2 separate regions of the Homo sapiens genome follow, and region 1 is linked to region 2. Evidence: chromatin contacts called from ENCODE Hi-C or POLR2A ChIA-PET data. All regions are on one chromosome and are shown on one strand. Each heading gives the region's core, a stretch centred on a gene start or an enhancer-like site at or near the end of the contact. The rest is flanking DNA. Distances are from core to core; before and after follow the strand shown.

Region 1 (3,936 bases), core at 1,087-3,586, 41 kb after region 2:
CCCAGATCTGAGGAAAGGAGGTTCTTGGAATCTCACAGGGCTGCCTGGTCCTCACACGCATCAGGCTGTTTGCTCACCGTGCTTCCCGTGGCACACTCACACTCACACTCATCATTCACACTCAGGTCAGGCATCTCCTCCTTCCAGCAGGGCTGGCTTCATGGGATGAGAGCTGTGAGGTCACACAGAGCCCTGTGCTCAGTAGGGCCCTGTGCTTAGTTTAATCCTCTGCTGCTGACATCTTGAAATCTGAATAAGAAGCCTTGCACTTTCGTTTTACACTGGGCCATACAAATAATGTAACATACTTCCATAACATCTTTTTCTTTTTTAAAGAATTTTATTAACCATACTATTCCTTGCAAAGCAGGGTGAATTCATAGGCAGTGTGCCCAGAGTTGGCCCATAATATCTTTCTGATGTCACCTCTCAATCTAAGTTGAATCTGGTGCCTCTCCTGGGCTCACACAGCCCCCCTGCTCACTCCCCTCCCTAACAGCCCTGATCCCTCTAAACTGTAAGCCTTTACTCACTTATCTCTCTACCCTCTAGACTGAGCTCCTTGAGGGCTGGGGCAGTCTATCTGTACAACACCATACTTAACACACAGTAAGTACTCATTAAATGTGTGCTGAAATGAACAGAAATAGGAAGGCCTGGTCCAGTTCCCTACATGATTCTGGCCAGAGCAGGGTTTAAACCCATGTCTCTTACTTTAGGGCAAAGACAACCCTTGCTACCCTCTCACTCTCCTGATCGATAGCCAAAGGCTAAAATCAACCCAGATCAAAGCCAAATATAAATTTGTTTTTCTGACCTAGGGCCCAAATTAATGCATTTTGTTTTTCTCAAAGGTACTCTGTTGTTTTCTAGAACAGTTCAAGCCAACTAATCCAAAAATCTTAACACTCAAGGGGGAGTGGGGGCCCTGCTGGGTCACAGGGGGTTCAAACTGGTTCCAGAGGAACTGGTGAGCTGTGGGCAGTCCACATTCTTATGTGTGTGGGGGGGCAGAGGTTGGGGGGTTCAGTGGGGAATGCTGAGGCTGGATTTTACAGGGGTCAGAAAAGGAAGGGAGGATATGGCTTATACTAGTTCTGCCAAATCTACCATGTAACCTCCTTACAGCCATTCATTCATTCATTCACTCACTCATTCATCCATTCAAACAGGGGATGAGGAGGGTGTGCCAAGCACCAGAAAGGAAGGGCACAGGTCTGCTTTCTAGAGCTGCAGTCTCCATGAAAGAGTTTTTGAAGGATGGAATGACCAGGCCTGGGCAAACTGACTTCTGGACAATTCTGGAGTGTGGGTACAGATGATCAGTGCTTGGCTGGTCAGAAAAGGGAAAGCCAGGAATGTGGGGGAGGTGAAAACAAAATGTTTCTATTCTCTAAATTCACAAAAGGGCAGGGAAGGGAGCGGCCAGGCTCAGTGGCTCAAGTCTGTAGTCCCAGCCTTTTGGGAGGTGGCCAAGGTTGGAGGATTGCTTGAGGACAGGAGTTCAAGACCAGCCTGGGCAACATAGCAAGACCCTGTCTCTACCAAAAATACATAAATTAGCAGGGTGTGGTGGCACATGCCTGCAGTCCCAGCTACTATACTCAGGAGGCCGAGTTGGGAGGACTGCTTGAGCCCAGGAGTTTGAGGCTGCAGTGAGCCATGATCGTGCCACTGCACTCCAGCCTGGGTGACAGAGCCAGACTCTGTCTTTTAAAAGCAAGTAAAAAGGCGGGGGGTGGGGGACTGTTTTGAGAACTAGTCTGAAGCCAGGAACAAGTCACACAGACTTATTTTCAACCTGGTCCAATCAGTCATTGATCACGTTACTTCAGTCCCCTGAGAGCCAACCAATCAGCAACAGCTTCATTCCAGGGACCATGCTTCTGAGAGCCAGCCAATCAGCAAGGGTCTTACTCCAGTGATTTGCTTCTGAAAGTCAGCCAATCCCTAACTGCCAAGACTGAAAGTCAGCCAATCTGCACACAGTCCAACTTTTGAAAATCAGCGAATTGCTGAATGCCATGCTTTCCATACCCTATATAATATCAGCTCTAGGGTTGCTTTGGATCTGGGGTTTTTGTAAGTAAAGTTAGATTTTTTTTTTTCGGTACTGCAAGTACTGAATTCAGCCTCATTGTCTCTGAAATATATCCTGGAGAAGGAGGACTTGAACTCTTACATGTCCCAGTGGCCCATACGGGGGTCTGTGGTACTGCCCCCTCCCCCCACACACCCCCATCCCAAGGCTGGGCAGGTCCCTGGGCCCCCTGGCCACAGCCACTTCACTAGCAGTTTCAGGGCCTCCTGGCCACTTCTCTAAAATCCCATCCTGTTCTTTCTCCTGTGGTTTCCTGAGAAGTAGGGAGGGAGGCTGTGGTTAAAGAGACTGGGTGGAGGGGGTTTCTCCACAAAGCCTTCCATGGGGCCCACAGGCAAGGGGGAGGGGCTCAGTCTAAGGGGGGTACACTGAGGGGAAGACACAGCCTGCTCTCCAAGTGGCAGTCTGAGAGGGACACTGATGGATGGGGGGCACATTCCAGGGCATCACGTCTGACTGGGTAACGTAGTCTGATGGGAGAGGCAGGATGCCTAAGTGTGCCCAGGAAAACAACTCTGGTGATCCAAGGCCGCAGAGGGTCAGGTCTATCTTCTGGGGCATGTACTAAGTACTGAGGTGGGTTGGGGACGAGGATGCAGAGAGTAAGTCAGAGAAGGCTTCGTGGTGGAAGTGAAGCTTAGGGCCAGAGCGCCTCCCCCAGCCATGCTGCTGGGTCAGGGCATGGAAGAGGACAACAGGGCTCACCCCTCTTTCTTCTCCCAATCCTCTCCCGCAGTGTCCCACAGGCCAAGCCTCTGATGAGGTAAACCCAAGGCTGGAGATCCTTTCAGAAGAGAGCTCCTGTGGGCTTTGGAAGAGGGGACCCGGGTTGGCCTGGAAGAAGGGTGGGATGGGCCACTGAGAGTGGCTGGAGCAATAAACAGAATGAGGTTGCTGTGAAGGTTCCGGATCCTTTGCCGGCTCTGCCCCGTCCCACCCCTTCCCAAACACCGTCTCCACCCCTCCCCTCCCCGGCAGAACCCAGTCTTCTCTGTGCAGTGGGTACAGTACCCACCCATGCCCCCTCCCATGCCCAGCAGTCTGGCTGGGGTGCTCTGTCCTTGGCCTCTCCACCCCCACCGTCATCCCCATGCAAACCTCAAAGAGGCTGACTTGGCGTAGCATTTGCCTGCACTTACCTGTGGCTCTTCTGTTTGGAGCCAGCCAGAAACTCCTGAGTTTGGTTCCAAGGTGCTCTACCCCTCCTGCCTGCGGGAGGACTAGGTTCCTCAATCCTTCTCCTGAGGTCAGGCTGGGACTAGAGTGAGGCAAGCAAGGTGCCTAGGGCAAAATTTTAAGGAGGCTTGCCCTCCCAGGTGCACCTGAATGGCCCTGAGGGCCAGTGCCCCCTTAAATTGTGGGCCCTTAGGTGCCTCCTTGCTTTACCCACCATGCCCCCAGCCAGCCCTGACCCTGCTGGGTGTTCTGGCCTCGAGAGTCTGAAATCTTATAAAATATGCCCTAAAAGCTGGTAGTCCGGAGTCCTTGGGCTGGCCTGGGCAGCCAGGTGCCTGTCCTCCCCATCTCCTGCCCTTAGCCCTTTTGGGAGAGGAAGCCAGAAGTGCTGAAGCCTGGGGCGGCTGGGACTGCGAGATCGGTATAAGGATGGGGGACCTCCACCCTCAAGGAACTGAAAACCATGTGGAAGGAACAGAATGGTCTGCCCGCAGGGGAAACCAAGCAAACCAGGCCTTTGATTGGGACCAAAGACAGATGTGAAACCCAGGACTCTGAGCTGACCTTGACTCCACCGAGCTCTGCCCTGGGGATCACCGGGCACCTCCAAGAGAGATCTGAATGGCTCTGGGAGATGCCAGGCTGAAACAGGGGACTTA
Region 2 (3,918 bases), core at 711-3,210:
TCACTAAGAGCAGGGCAGCAGCTGTAACAAGCCAGCATTCTGGAAGCTCCTGGAAATCATATTGCAGAATGCTGGCCTGGCAAGGGGTGAGGGTAAGGGTCTAGGGTGGGGAACAGTGAGTTCTATATAGCAGGGGAGCCAGGACAAGTGCTGTCCATGCTGGAATGCTTCGTTCTGAGCAAGAATGACATCACAGACAACCCCTGCTCCATGCTTATTACCATGGGCTGCCCAAACCCCCACCCACACAGGGAGGGCAGCGGGAGGGGACAGAAATGAATGGGCACAAGCTGTGGCATAAATTCTGGTGGAGGATGGAGGGAAACGATGCCAGAGCATCTAGCCAGGCCATAGCCTCACAAGCTCTGTCCCTGAGACAGGATTTCTGCAACACTGGAGAGGGATGGTACCCAGCCATCCATGACTTCTGTGCCAGGCCCGACTTGTGTTTAATTGTATACATTATTAATGGAACTGGTGGCAAGGGGCTGGGGCTCAGTCTGTGACCAGCATCAGGGCTCAGTCTATGACCAGGTTCAGTGCTTTATCTAGGACCAGGACCAAGACTCATTCTGTGGTAGGATCAGGGCTTAGTGAGTGATCAGGATGAGAGCTCAGTCTGTGACGAGATCATGGGCTCAAGCCTATAGCTCACATTAAGGATCCCCTCCGGGTGGGGCTCAGAGCCAGGGACATTGTGGAAAGTGTCTGAAGGCAAGGTGGGGTCAGCTGGGAGAGAGGGGAGAAGTGGAAGCATGAAGGCCAAGAGGTCCCTGGGCCTGAGGCCAGCTGTGTGAAAACAGAAAAGAGAGTCAGGACTCCAGCTCTGCCACTCACTGGCTGTGTGATTTTGGAGAGTTACTTCCCTTTTTGAGGTCTATGTTGTCTTGTGCGTAAAATGGGAATATTAGGCCGGGCACAGTGACTCACACCTGTAATCCCAGCACTTTGGGAGGCCGAGGCAGGCAGATCACGAAGTCAAGAGATTGAGACCATCCTGGCCAACATGGTGAAACCCCGTCTCTACTAAAAATATAAAAATTAAAGCCCAGGCGAGGTGGCTCACGCCTGTAATCCCAGCACTTCGGGAGGCCGAGGTGGGAGGATCACGAGGTCAGGAGATCAAGACCATCCTGGTTAACACGGTGAAACCCCATCTCTATTAAAAATACAAAAAATTAGCCTGGCATGGTGGTGGGCGCCTGTAGTCCCAGCTGCTGGGGAGGCTGAGACAGGAGAATGGTGTGAACCCAGGAGGCAGAGCTTGCAGTGAGCCAAGACTGCACCACTGTACTCCAACCTGGGCAACAGAGTGAGACTGTCTCAAAAAAGACAAAAAATGAGCTAGGCGTGGTGGCAAGCACCTGTAGTCCCAGCTACTTGGGAGGCTGAGGCAGGAGAATCACTTGAACCCGGGAAGCAGAGGTTGCAGTGAGCCAAGATCACGCCACTGCACTCCAGCCTGGCAACAGATCAAGACTCCGTCTCAAAAAAAAAAAAAGGGGGGGAATATTAGTTAGGTGCAGTGGCTTACAACGTTAATCCAGCACTTTGGGAGGCCAAGGCGGGAGGACAGATTGAGCCTAGGAGATTTGAGACCAGCCTGGGCAACACAGTAAGACCCTGTCTCTATAAAAAATTTAAAAGGTAGCTGGGCATGGTGGGGCCCGCCTGTAGTCCCAGCTACTTGGGCGGCTGAAGCAAGAGGATCGCTTGCGCCCAGTAATTCAAGGTTGCAATGAGCTACAATTGGGCTACTGGGCTCCATCCTGGGTGACAGAGTGCGACCTTGTCTCTGAAAAATAATAATAATAAAATTTTTAAAAGTGGGAATTTTGACTTCTGTTCTGCCTTTGAGATAGAGTCTTGCTCTGAGTCACCAACATGCAAGTTACTATTTCACAAAGCACCAAGAACCCTTATCAATACCTGCCTCCCAAGATTATTCACAGGAGTGAGAATGCACTTCATGAGACAGCAGAAAAAATGGGGAGGGGTTGTTTGCTCAATTTCCAAAGGAGAATTGCTTCAGACAGGAAAATCTCAAAAGGAAACAGCCTTACTGTTGTCATGGCTTCTCCTCACAGTTCTTCTGGTCAGTTTTTATTCCCCAAAATAATGTGTACAGAGTATTTACAGTCAGAGAATGCTAAAGGATTACAACAAAAATAACACGCTCTTTACCCCACGTCAGCCTGCTCGCCAAAAGCAGCCATTTCAACTTATTCAGTTGTTTCTTCTGGTTTTTACTCCCTAAATAAAGCATTGATTTCAATTCTGGTTATCTCCCAAGAGGTCCAATTTAGATGCTGTCTCTAGGGCTCCCTATTGTGACAGAGGAGGTTCACTTACACTCTTTCTCCTCTCCTTTCAATATCATACCACCACAACTCTTGGTTACATTCACAATCACTAAAAAGTGTTTATGGCTGAAACAACTAATATACTATCTTTTTCAATCTCCTTTCCCCCACAGAGTTAATCATTGTCTCATTTTTTTCACTTGCTTATTTTCTTTGACCCATGATTAGATCTTCTGCAAAAGCCCAGTAAGATAATTCTCAATACTGATTTTCACTATCAGTTCCAGTTCCTTAATTTTTTTTTCCCTTGAGACACCCTTTCTGGAGCCCTCAGTTCTCCTGCCTCCATCTGAGCCAGAAGCTTTCCAGATCAGCAGCACAGTCGTCATCCAGAGGCTTCCCTTTGCCAACATTCTGCAACGTCATTTCTTCTCTTTCCTCTATGGATCTCTGATTTTTCTGGGTTCCATTTCTTCTTTCTTGGTTTATGCCCTTTTAGGGTGGAGCACATCCTCCAGTTCCTTCCTGAGGAAGTTTTCACGGAAGACAATTTTTTTTTTTGTCTGAAAATGTCTTATTTTCTACCCTCACACTGGGTTGATACTTTGGCTGGGTATATAATGATTTTCCCTCAGCAACTTTAAGGCATTGTTTCATAAACTTCTAGTTTCTAATATTGCTGTTGAGAGGTCTAATACTGATCTGGCTCAGATTCTCTCTCTCTCTCTTTTTTCCTTTTTTTTTTTTTTTTTGAGATAAGAGTCTTGCTCTCTTGCCCAGGCTGGAGTGCAGTGGCACGATCTCGGCTTACCTCCACCTCCCAGGTTCAAGGGACTTTTGTGCCTCAGCCTCCCAGGGAGCTGGGACTAGCACCACCACACCCAGATAATTTTTGTAATATTCTTCCCCTGAGATGGAGTCTTGCTCTGTCACCCAGGCTGGAGTGCAGTGGTGTGATCTCGGCTCACTGCAACCTCCACCTCCCGGGTTCAAGCAATTCTCCTGCCTCAGCCTCTCGAGTAGCTGGGATTACAGGTATGAGCCACTATGCTACCCATTTTTTTTTTTTTTTTTGAGACAGGGTCTCACTCTGTCGCCCAGGCTGGACTGCAGTGGCACAATCACAGCCCACTGCAGCCTTGACTTCCCAGGATCAAGCAATCCTCCCACTTCAGCCTCCCGAGTAGGTGGGACTACAGGTGTATGCCACCACCCTTGTCTAATTTTTTTAGTTTTTTGTAGAGCTGGGCCTCACCATGTTGCCCAGGCTGTTCTTGAACTCCTGGGCTCAACAATCCTCCCACCTTCGCCTCCCCAAATGCTGGGATAACAGGCATGAGCCACGGGGCCCAGCCAATCTTTAAGTTCTTTAAACAAATGTTTCAGTTTTCAGAGTATATGTTTTGCCTTTCTTTAAAAAAAATTTATTTCTGGAAGATCTGGGGCTCCGAATCCAGCTAGGATGGCTGTGGTTCCGCTACTGCTGTCTGGGGGTTTGTGGAACACCGTGGGAGCGTCCAATCTGGCTGTTACTCGCGGCTCTATGGTGAAGCTGCTCGAAATGCACTACAGTGTCCATCTGCAGTCACACGATGTGCTCTATGGGTCAGGTACT

The links. A loop is a pair of places that touch in the nucleus more often than their neighbours do. ChIA-PET counts read pairs that join two places held with the same protein, here RNA polymerase II (POLR2A). Pooled maps may share reads with other maps.
Region 1: a loop to region 2 is called in a map of mammary epithelial cell, with 3 times the contacts of the local background. The contact joins two enhancer-like sites. A Hi-C loop is called at or near these places in 6 of 168 maps with a recorded cell type or tissue (CD14-positive monocyte, Caco-2, HepG2 and 3 more) and 4 of 50 pooled maps. POLR2A ChIA-PET finds 5 or more read pairs at or near these places in 15 of 52 experiments (AG04450, Caco-2, GM12878 and 11 more).

The regions. Positions count from the first base shown.
Region 1 is chr15:75,151,420-75,155,355 of GRCh38, forward strand. No RefSeq gene overlaps it. Among named protein-coding and RNA genes, the nearest start is that of C15orf39, 48 kb to the right of the region's middle. Within about 2 kb of position 2,337, at least 3 of the 41 ENCODE cell types and tissues checked have a DNase peak (open chromatin) inside an H3K27ac peak, as active enhancers do; they include CD14-positive monocyte and GM12878, where a contact is called at or near this core.
Region 2 is chr15:75,110,496-75,114,413 of GRCh38, forward strand. LOC124903529 (a long non-coding RNA gene) reads left to right here. Exons shown (of 2, transcript XR_007064720.1): 2 at 1-1,833. It also overlaps the pseudogene LOC100128721. Among named protein-coding and RNA genes, the nearest start is that of PPCDC, 89 kb to the left of the region's middle. RefSeq lists enhancers at 475-544, 2,470-2,559, 2,590-2,639, 2,660-2,729. Within about 2 kb of position 1,961, at least 4 of the 41 ENCODE cell types and tissues checked have a DNase peak (open chromatin) inside an H3K27ac peak, as active enhancers do; they include CD14-positive monocyte and GM12878, where a contact is called at or near this core.